Linked DNA regions of Homo sapiens: region 1 is linked to region 2. A link is an interaction called in ENCODE POLR2A ChIA-PET data of the cell type or tissue named here. Cell type or tissue: OCI-LY7. All regions are shown on one strand. Each heading gives the region's core, and the rest is flanking DNA. Links, peaks and the distances in the headings are about the cores only.

What was found. Peaks named below come from ENCODE experiments on the same cell type or tissue, not always from the same donor. Only the 100,000 strongest peaks of a DNase experiment are listed, where the experiment ranks them.
Region 1: POLR2A ChIA-PET joins it to region 2 with 5 read pairs; 1 of 35 experiments calls an interaction of 5 or more read pairs at or near these places.

The regions. Positions count from the first base shown.
Region 1 is chr1:226,438,490-226,442,879 of GRCh38, forward strand. It overlaps the pseudogene RPS3AP7. Among named protein-coding and RNA genes, the nearest start is that of PARP1, 33 kb to the left of the region's middle. In OCI-LY7, for the core only: no CTCF peak of the experiment used is centred there; no DNase peak of the experiment used is centred there; H3K27ac peaks cover 22 bases.
Region 2 is chr1:226,368,977-226,373,366 of GRCh38, forward strand. PARP1 (poly(ADP-ribose) polymerase 1) reads right to left here. Exons shown (of 23, transcript NM_001618.4): 15 at 1,458-1,541. Among named protein-coding and RNA genes, the nearest start is that of PARP1, 37 kb to the right of the region's middle. RefSeq lists enhancers at 1,434-1,593, 2,344-2,403, 2,424-2,493. In OCI-LY7, for the core only: no CTCF peak of the experiment used is centred there; DNase peaks (open chromatin) are centred at 315, 1,745 and 2,295; H3K4me3 peaks cover 2,932 bases; H3K27ac peaks cover 4,000 bases.

The sequences.
Region 1 (4,390 bases), core at 209-4,208, 70 kb after region 2:
TGTGATTTTTATCACTATAAGTCAGTTTTGCTTTTGGCTCTCTCAGCTCTTTTGGCTCTCTGAGCAGCACCATGGCAGTTGGCAAGAATAAGCACCTTAAGAAAGGTGGCAAACAGGGGGCCAGGAAGAAAGTGGTTGATCCATTTTCTAAGAAAGATTGGTATGATGTGAAAGCACCTGCTATGTTCACAAGAAATATTGGAGAGATGCTAGTCACCAGGACTGAAGGAACCCAAATGTATCAGATGGCCTCAAGGGTTGTGTGTTTGAAGTGAGTCTTGCTGATTTGCAGAATGATGATGTTGTATTTAGAAAATTCAAGCTGATTACTGAAGATGTTCAGGGCAAAAACTGCCTGACTAACTTCCATGGCATGGATCTGACCTGTGACAAAATGTGCTCCATGGTCAAAAAATGGCAGACAATGATTGAAGCTCCTGTCAATGTCAAGACTACCAACGGTTACGTGCTTCGTCTGTTCTGTGTTGGTTTTGCTAAGAAACACAACAATCCGATATGGAAGACCTCTTATGCTCAGCATCAACAAGTCCGCCAAATCCGGAAGAAGATTTTGGAAATCATGACCTGAGAGGCGCAGACAAATGACCTGAAAGAAGTGGTCAATAAATTGATTGCAGACAGCATTGGAAAAGACATAAAAAGGCTTGCCAATCTGTTTGTCCTCTCCATGATGTCTTCATTAGCAAAGTAAAAATGCTGAAGAAGCCCAAGTCTGAACTGGGAAAACTCATGGAGCTTCATGGTGAAGGTAGCAGTTCTGGAAAAGCCACTGGGGACGAGACAGGTGCTAAAGTTGAACGAGCTGATGGATATGAACCACGGTCCTTGAATCTGTTTGAAGTTAGGACTTACAATAGTGGCAAATAAAAAAGTCTTATTTGTGAAAGAAAATTAGTTTTGCCTGTTTCAGAATTCACAGAAATGGAATCAAATAATGTGTACTCTTTTCTGACCAGCTTCTTTTGCTCAGCATGTTTTTGAGATTCACCCATGATGTTGCATTCCTTTTTATTGCAGAGTAGTATTCCATTGAATATTCAAATATACCACACCTTTTGGGTTTGTTTTTCATTCATATGTTGATGTTCATTTTTTCCTATAAACTTTATAATCAGTTTGTCTGGTTAAAAAAATGGTGTTTGTAATAGACTGCATCCCCTTTATCAAGTAAATTATGGAGAACTGAAGTTTTTATTATGTTGAGTCTTCCTCTCCAAAAACATGGTATATTTATTCCCTTTGTTCCAGCCTTCCTTTATGTTCCTCAGTGTGTTTTAAAGCTTTACCCAATTCTGGTTATAGTCATTCCTAATTGTTAGCAGGTGGCAGGTTTGGCTTTTTTCCCCAATTTTCCTTGCTTAAATTTAGAAAAAAAATTGAATATGTATACTTTTATTTTTTATTTTATTGTATTGTATTTTTTGAGATGGAGTCTTGCTCTTTCTCTCAGGCTGGAGTGCAGTGACGTGATCTCAGCTCACTGCAACTTCCATCTCCTGGGTTCAGGTGACTCTCCTGCCTCAGCCTCCCAAGTAGCTGGGGCTGCAGGAGCACACCACCATGCCCAGATAATTTTTGTATTTTTACAAAAATACAAATTTGATGGATATATAATTTCCAGCTTGGGACTATTATGGATAAAGCAGTTATGAACAATAATGTACAAATATTTTTGTGTTTATATGCTTTCATGTGTCTTCAGTAATTTCCAAGAAGTGAAATTTCTGAGTAATATGATACAATGTATGTTTAACTTGGTAAGAAACTAGCCATCTGCTTTCCAAAGTGGTTGTACCATTTTATCCTCCCATCAGCAAAGTACAAAAGTTCAATAGTCACATATCCTTATCAATACTTGATATTGTTATTATTTTATATTTTGGTCATTGTAGAAGATATGTGGTGGTATCTAATCATAGATTTAATGTGCATTTCCATGATGATTAATGATGTTGAACATATTTTCAAGTACTTATTGGCTATTCCTAATCTTTGGTTTGTTTGTTTGTTTGTTTTCTTTATGAGACAAGGTCTCTCTTCCAGGCTGGAGTGCAGAGACTGGTGCAATCATAGCTCACTGCAGCCTGGAACTTCTGGGCTCAAATGATCTTCCCACCTCGGCCTCCCAAGTAGCTAGAACTACAGGTGACTGCCACCATGCCTGACTAGTTTTTTAATTTTTTGTAGAGACAGGGTCTTGCTACATTGCCCAGGCTGGTCTCGGACTCTTGGCCTCAAGTGATTCTCCCATCTTAACCTCCCGAAGTGCTGGGGTTACAGACGTGAGCCACTGCACCCAGCTCTCTTCTTAATCTTTTGCGGAGTGTCTTGTCAAATCTCTTCCCCATTTTGTATTGAGTTATTTGTCTTTTTAATACTGGGTTATTGGAGTTCCTTATATAACTCTCAGTGAAGTTTTAATTTGCCTTCTTTTGTGATGTATGACATTGAGCATCTTTTCACATGCCTAAGAGCCGTTTGTATTTTCCTTCCTGTGAACTGTCTATTCATATCCTTTGCCTCTATTTCTATTGAGTTGTTAGTCTTTGTCTTACTGATTTCTAGAAAGTCTTTATACATTAGAAAGGTTAACCCTTTGTCTGAGATAGGAATTGCAATTATTTTCCCCAGTTGCTTGTTCACTTTTGACTTAGCTTATTGATGCTCTTTGCCATGCAGAGGTTTTAATTTTTATGTATTTGAACTTATCAATCTTCTGTGGCTCCTGAATTTCTGAGTCATGGGTCTTCCTTATTCCAGGATTCAAAGAGATTCTATCATGCTTTATTCTATCATGTCTTCTCTCATGTCTTAGCCCAGATTACCTAGAAAACAGATCTTTTTTTTTTGTTTTTTTGTTTGTTTTTTTTTTGAAATGGAGTCTTGTTCTGTGGCCTAGGCTGGAGGGCAGTGGTGTGATCTCAGCTCACTGCAACCTCCGCCTCCCGGGTTCAAGCGATTCTCCTGCCTCAGCCTCCTGAGTAGCTGGGATTACAGGTGCATGACACCACGCCAGGCTAGTTTTTTGTATTTTTGGTAGAGATGGGGTTTCACATGTTGGCCAGGCTGGTCTCTAACTCCTGAGCTCAGGTGATCCACCCACCTCGACCTCCCAAAGTGCTGAGATTGCATGTGTGAGCCACCACGCCCAGCCGGAGAACAGATCTTAAAGCAAAGCAATAGAGAGATGAAATTACAGTGAAGCAAGAGAGAGTAAAAGGGGATGGAGAAGGCGAGGCAGGAAGGCACATGCAAGGTGGCTGGCCAGGCTTCACAAGAAACAGCAGGATGCTTCCAAACAGTTCTTTGGCCACAGGGGGAGGAAAGGAGGGGCGTTATCCATTGTTTCCTTCTATCTCTTTTCTACCATTGGTCCGAGCTTGTCCTGAGGCTGCTACTGCTCTGCCCTTCAGGTATGGGCGTGTTTCCCAGTTCCATTTACTGACAAGTTCCTCTTCTCCATTGATTTGAAAGGTCTCTTTTGTTATACACAACATTTCTATTTTTTAATTTTCTATTTAAAATTTTCTTTTCTATTCCATTGGTCTTTCTCTTCAAGCTGTTTTATTTATTTATTTATTTATTGAAATGGAGTCTTGCTCTGTTGCCCAGGCTGGAGTGCAGTGGCATGATCTCGGCACACTGCAACCTCCACCTCCTGGATTCAAGCAATTCTCCTGCCTCAGCCTCCTGAGTAGCTGGGACTACAGGTTTCTGCCACCACACCCGGCTAATTTTTGTATTTTGGGTAGAGATGGGGTTTCACTGTGTTGGCCAGGCTGGTCTTGAACTCCTGACCTCAAGTGATCCACCTGTCTTGGCCTCCCAAAGTGCTGGGATTACAGGCGTGAGCCACTGTGCCAGACCCCAAGCTGTTTTAATTATTGAAATTTTGGAATATGTTTTAGTATCTGGTAGGCCTCGTTCCTCATCTTCTTTATCAGTATTTTCTTAGGTATTCTTATTCATTTTTTCATAAACTTTATAAACAGTTTGTCTGGTTAAAAAAATGGTGTTTTTAACAGACTGCATCACCTTTATAAATTAAATTATGGAGAACTGAAGCTTTTAGTATGTTGAGTCTTCCTCTCCAAAAACATGGTATATTTATTCCCTTTGTTCCAGCCTGCCTTTGCGTTCCTCAGTCGTTTCAAGGCGTTTTAAGGCTTTACCTGATTCTTGTTATAGTCATTCCTCGTGTTAGCAGGTGGTAGGATTGACTTTTTCCCCCAATTTTCTTTGCTTGAATTTAGAAAAATAATTGAATCTGTATACTTTTAAATTAAAACAATAAATAATTAATTTTTAAATGGTAAAATAAAGGGGAGAAAGGATAGTTTTTTTAAAAAAATAAGAACATACTATGTAC
Region 2 (4,390 bases), core at 190-4,189:
AAGTGGCACCCAGCAGGTCCGAAGCCCCACGCCTGCTTCTCGCTGTGACATGGACTTCACCAAGTTGTACAACTTCCATCTGTGCTGCCCAGGTGGCTCTGGCAATGGGTAAGGATGCTATTCCAGCTCTTCTTCCTGAAGACTATTGCATGGGAAGAAGCTGGGGCCGAGGAAAGCCTTGTAAGTTCTCAGTCAGTAAGGAACAAGGAGAGAGGTTCACTGCTCAGAGCCAGCTGTAACTGAAGTTGACAGATCCGGTTCAGCGCCTTTTCTCCAGCACCAGCCAGAAAGCCCGCTGCCTGGGCCCACTTCTGCTTCCTGTGTGCTTTCCTTCTTTCTACAGGCCAGGCCTGCACCCACCCACAAATATAAGCGGAACCCTCCAGCCCCTCCAGGATGTAGCTGGAAGGCTCCGGGACTGGTAGACCTTGAAAGATGCTCAAAGAATGTTGAAATAACATGAATGAAAGAGGCTTCCATTTGATGACTTCCTAGTAACTGCAAAATAAACTCTGCCTAACTCTTAAGGACACATAAAATAAAAACCACAACACAGGTGACCCTTGAACAATCGATTTGAAGTATGCGGGTCCACTTATACACAGATGTTTTCAATAAATACAGTTAGCTCTCTACACCTGTGGGCTCTGCAGTTGAGAATTCAACCAAACTCAGATAAAAAATATAGTATTCTCAGGCCAGGTGTGGTGGCTCATGCCTGTAATCCCAGCACTTTGGGAGGCTGAGGCAGGCGGATCACTTGAACCCAGGAGTTTGAGACCAGTCTGGCCAACATAGTGAAACCCCACCTCTACTAAAAATACAAAAAAATTAGCCGGGTGTGGTGGCCCATGCTTGCAACCCCAGCTACTTGGGAGTCTGAGGCACGAGAACCGCTTGAACCTGGGGATGGAGGTTGCAGTGAGCTGAGATTGTGACACTGCACTCCAGCCTGGGGGACAGAGCAAGACTCTGTCTCAAAAAAGAAAAAGAAAGAAAAATCCCACCAAAAAAAAAAAAAAAAAATCTCAGGATGCGAGACCCACAGATGTGCAGGGCCAACTTTTCTCCTCCATGGGTTCTGCAGGGCACTCTAGGACTTGAGCATGAGTGAATTTTAGTAACCCCGAGGGAGTCCTGGAACCAATCCCCGAGGATACAGAGGGATGACTTCACTTTTAACAGAGAGGGTAACCAACGTCTTCAAGTTTATGGTCAGTTTACTAAGTATCTGACAACTGAAAAATGTTGCTCTTCATTAGTTTTGTGATAAACTTTTGTAAGTAGCAGGCACTTGTCATTTATTGAACTGAAAAAAATCGAAACCCTCGTGAAGTGCAGTTCAGTACTTCCAGTTTCTTAACCTTGAGTAAATGTTACCCCTGCCACCCCCAGGTCTCACCCCCTAAGTCGGCCAGAGGAGGGTTCCAGGAGGCCCCTGGTAGCCCTGTGCTTACCTGCTGGACCTCACTGAGGATGGAGTATGCGGCCTGGATCTGCCTTTTGCTCAGCTTCCCCAAGGGCATCTTCTGAAGGTCGATCTGAGGAGACAGGGGATTTCGCTCTGAAAGCTGGGCACTGTGCAGTGTGATCGCAGGAGAGCTGGACCGGGCAGCCCACCCTCAGGCCCCCAACAGGAGCAGTCAGGAGCCTGCTGGGATTTCCTGAGGACACCAGTGACCCAAATCCAGAGTCTGTAGCCCCACCCCACCATGAGGGATGGCAGTGTGTCTGAAGATTCTTGCTCACTTCCTTTACGGCTGGGCTTAGCCAACCATGTCTCCTCTGCCCCTATGCCCAGTTTCAAACAGTCCAGCACGTCTGGACGAAGATATAGCATAATTCCCATCCAATTCTGATGTGCAGATGAGGGCTCATAAATCATGCTGACCACCCCACCCAGCGGCCTTCCCTGGGGTCCCAGAGCCAAGGCAGTTAGTTAAGTGCACCCCTGGGTTCCCACCTGGAAAAGAACCAAGAGTTTTCAAGTGTTGAACACTATTTTTAAAAAGGACACACTCCTGAACTTATGGACTTACATTCAAATCAATGCTGTCCCTTTCAGATCAGTCACCTCCAACAAATATTGCTACTGCTCATATCTTGGGAACTGCCTGCCATCAAGAGAAGCTGCAGTGGAAGAAGCATGAGATCTGCAGCCTTCATTTTCCATTTGTTAAGTGGGGCCACCTTCCTTAAAAGGCACTCACTCCCTTTTGCGAGCAGCCCTGCCTATTTGGCTCAGCCCCTGCGTGGAGACACCTGTGTACCAATGGGCCCCACACTCTGTATCCTGAGACATCGTCTCTGGGGCTTTGCCAATAGACCCTTCTGAGCTCCCTGGGGGCCGTGACTGCGCCTTTCCATTTCTGCATGTCCAGCACTTCCTGCAGTGCTTGGAACAAAGAACTGAACAAGAATCTTAGAAATGGAACTGCTATGGTGATAAAATTAAATAAAAGGATGTGAAAAGTGCTCACAGCTCATCAGACACCTACCAGGAGCCAACAGCTTCTAATAACATCCACAAGCCCTGGCATGGGCTTCCCTGTACCCTCAACACTGCAAACTCCATCCTAAGGGAAGATCTGATTTCTGGCAAGAATTAAGTAGCCGGAGCCACATCTGGGGAAGAAGGTGGATAATCTATTTCAAGCCAAGAACAAGGTACAATAAAAGAACAGAGTGACTTTGGTATGGACCCTCAATCAGCTCTGAAAGCAATTCTCAAGAAGGAATCCCAAAAGAAGTTCTGACGGCAGAGCATGGCCAGAGTGAGGGCAGAGCTCTGAAGGGCGCGACATTTTCCACGCTGTATAATTCTGGTGTTTATGTAAAAAAAAGAAAATACCTAGTTTCCCTAATTGTACACCCCTCAAAACATACGCACAGACTAAAAATAAGAGGTGGGCTCCATCCACACAGGCCGCCCTCACTACTGGAAAAGAAACTCAGGCACAGCGCTGGACAGCGGGCTGGGAGCAGTGGCTCCACAGCTGCCCAGTTGAGAGAGAAACAGAAAAGTGGGAGAAACACCTTGGCACTGGGGACCCACGAGCCCCAGCTGCAGCCAGGAGGAGGCTTCTAGGGCTGCAGCCTGGAACCCTGCCCCCTGCCATGTGTCGTGACTGCCCGGAACCCATTCCCTTCTGGACTCAGGATGTGCCCTCCTCACAGGGAGAGTCAGGTTCCCCTGGTGCTGGGGATGAAGCCCCGAGGGCCACTGTGTCTACTTCTCCACATGGTTACCCCAATCCCACGTGGACCCCGCTGAGGTCAGGAGTGGGCACCCCGCTTTCCACACACTTCCAGCTAGCTGCCTTTTAGCTTGTTTCAGCAAGCAGCGCCCCTGTCCCTTTTCTTCCTGCTAAACTAGTTACCTGTCCAGTGAAAAACATTAAAATGTCATTTCAGGCTGGGGGCCATGGCTCATGCCTGTAATCCCAGCACTTTGGGAGGCTGAGGCAGGTGGATCATCTGAGGTTAGGAGTTCAAGACCAGCCTGGCCAAAATGGTGAAACCCCATCTCTACTAAAAATAAAAAAACAATTAGCCAGGCACAGTCGTGCACGCCTGTAGTCCCAGCTACTCGGGAGGCTGAGGCAGGAGAATCGCTTGAACCCAGGAGGCAGAGGTTACAATGAGCCGAGATCGTGCATTGCACTCCAGCCCAGGCGAAGAGAGTGAAACTCCGTCTCAAACCAAACCAAACCAAACCAAACACAAAACAACAACAAAAACAACATTTCACAGGAAAGGACTTGGGTTTGAGAATAGCTGAGAACGTCTATGAATCACAGATAGACCAAGGTGTGGGAGACTGGAAATGAAGTGCAGGACTTCAAAACGTGAATGAAACGAGCCCCTCTTCTCCCTTACCGTAGCACCTCTCAACCTTTCCCTCCACCTCCGTCCCTCATTCTCAGTGAGCCCACCCATAAGTTGTTCACACTAGTGACCTCATAAACAAAAGTCAGATCACACAGCGATTTCAACAAGCACAGCGAACAAGCCCTGGCCATTTTTTAAACCCGTTAGAGGATGTAACTCAACACTCCACTCTACAACAGCACAGGCGTGAGCATTCCTGCCAGGCTGAGCTCTTGGCAGGGAGATACGGGGTTGGCCCTGATGTCCATGCGGCTTAGGCTGCCAGTGGTTTATACTGCCCAGTTTTGACCCCCTGTCCTCCCAGCTCTAAGGCAGGCCAGGAGGTTCTAGGAGGAAGGACTTGGGAAGACAGCAGAACGTGAGCGTGAAGGGAGCAACCCCATGGAGAAGGGTGGAATGCTTAAGGCTGATCTGAGACTCTTAACCTCCACTGGTTCCTAGGAGCCTAGAACAAAGGGAATAACCAAATGCATCACAGCTGCTTGTTTTTCAGAGCAGC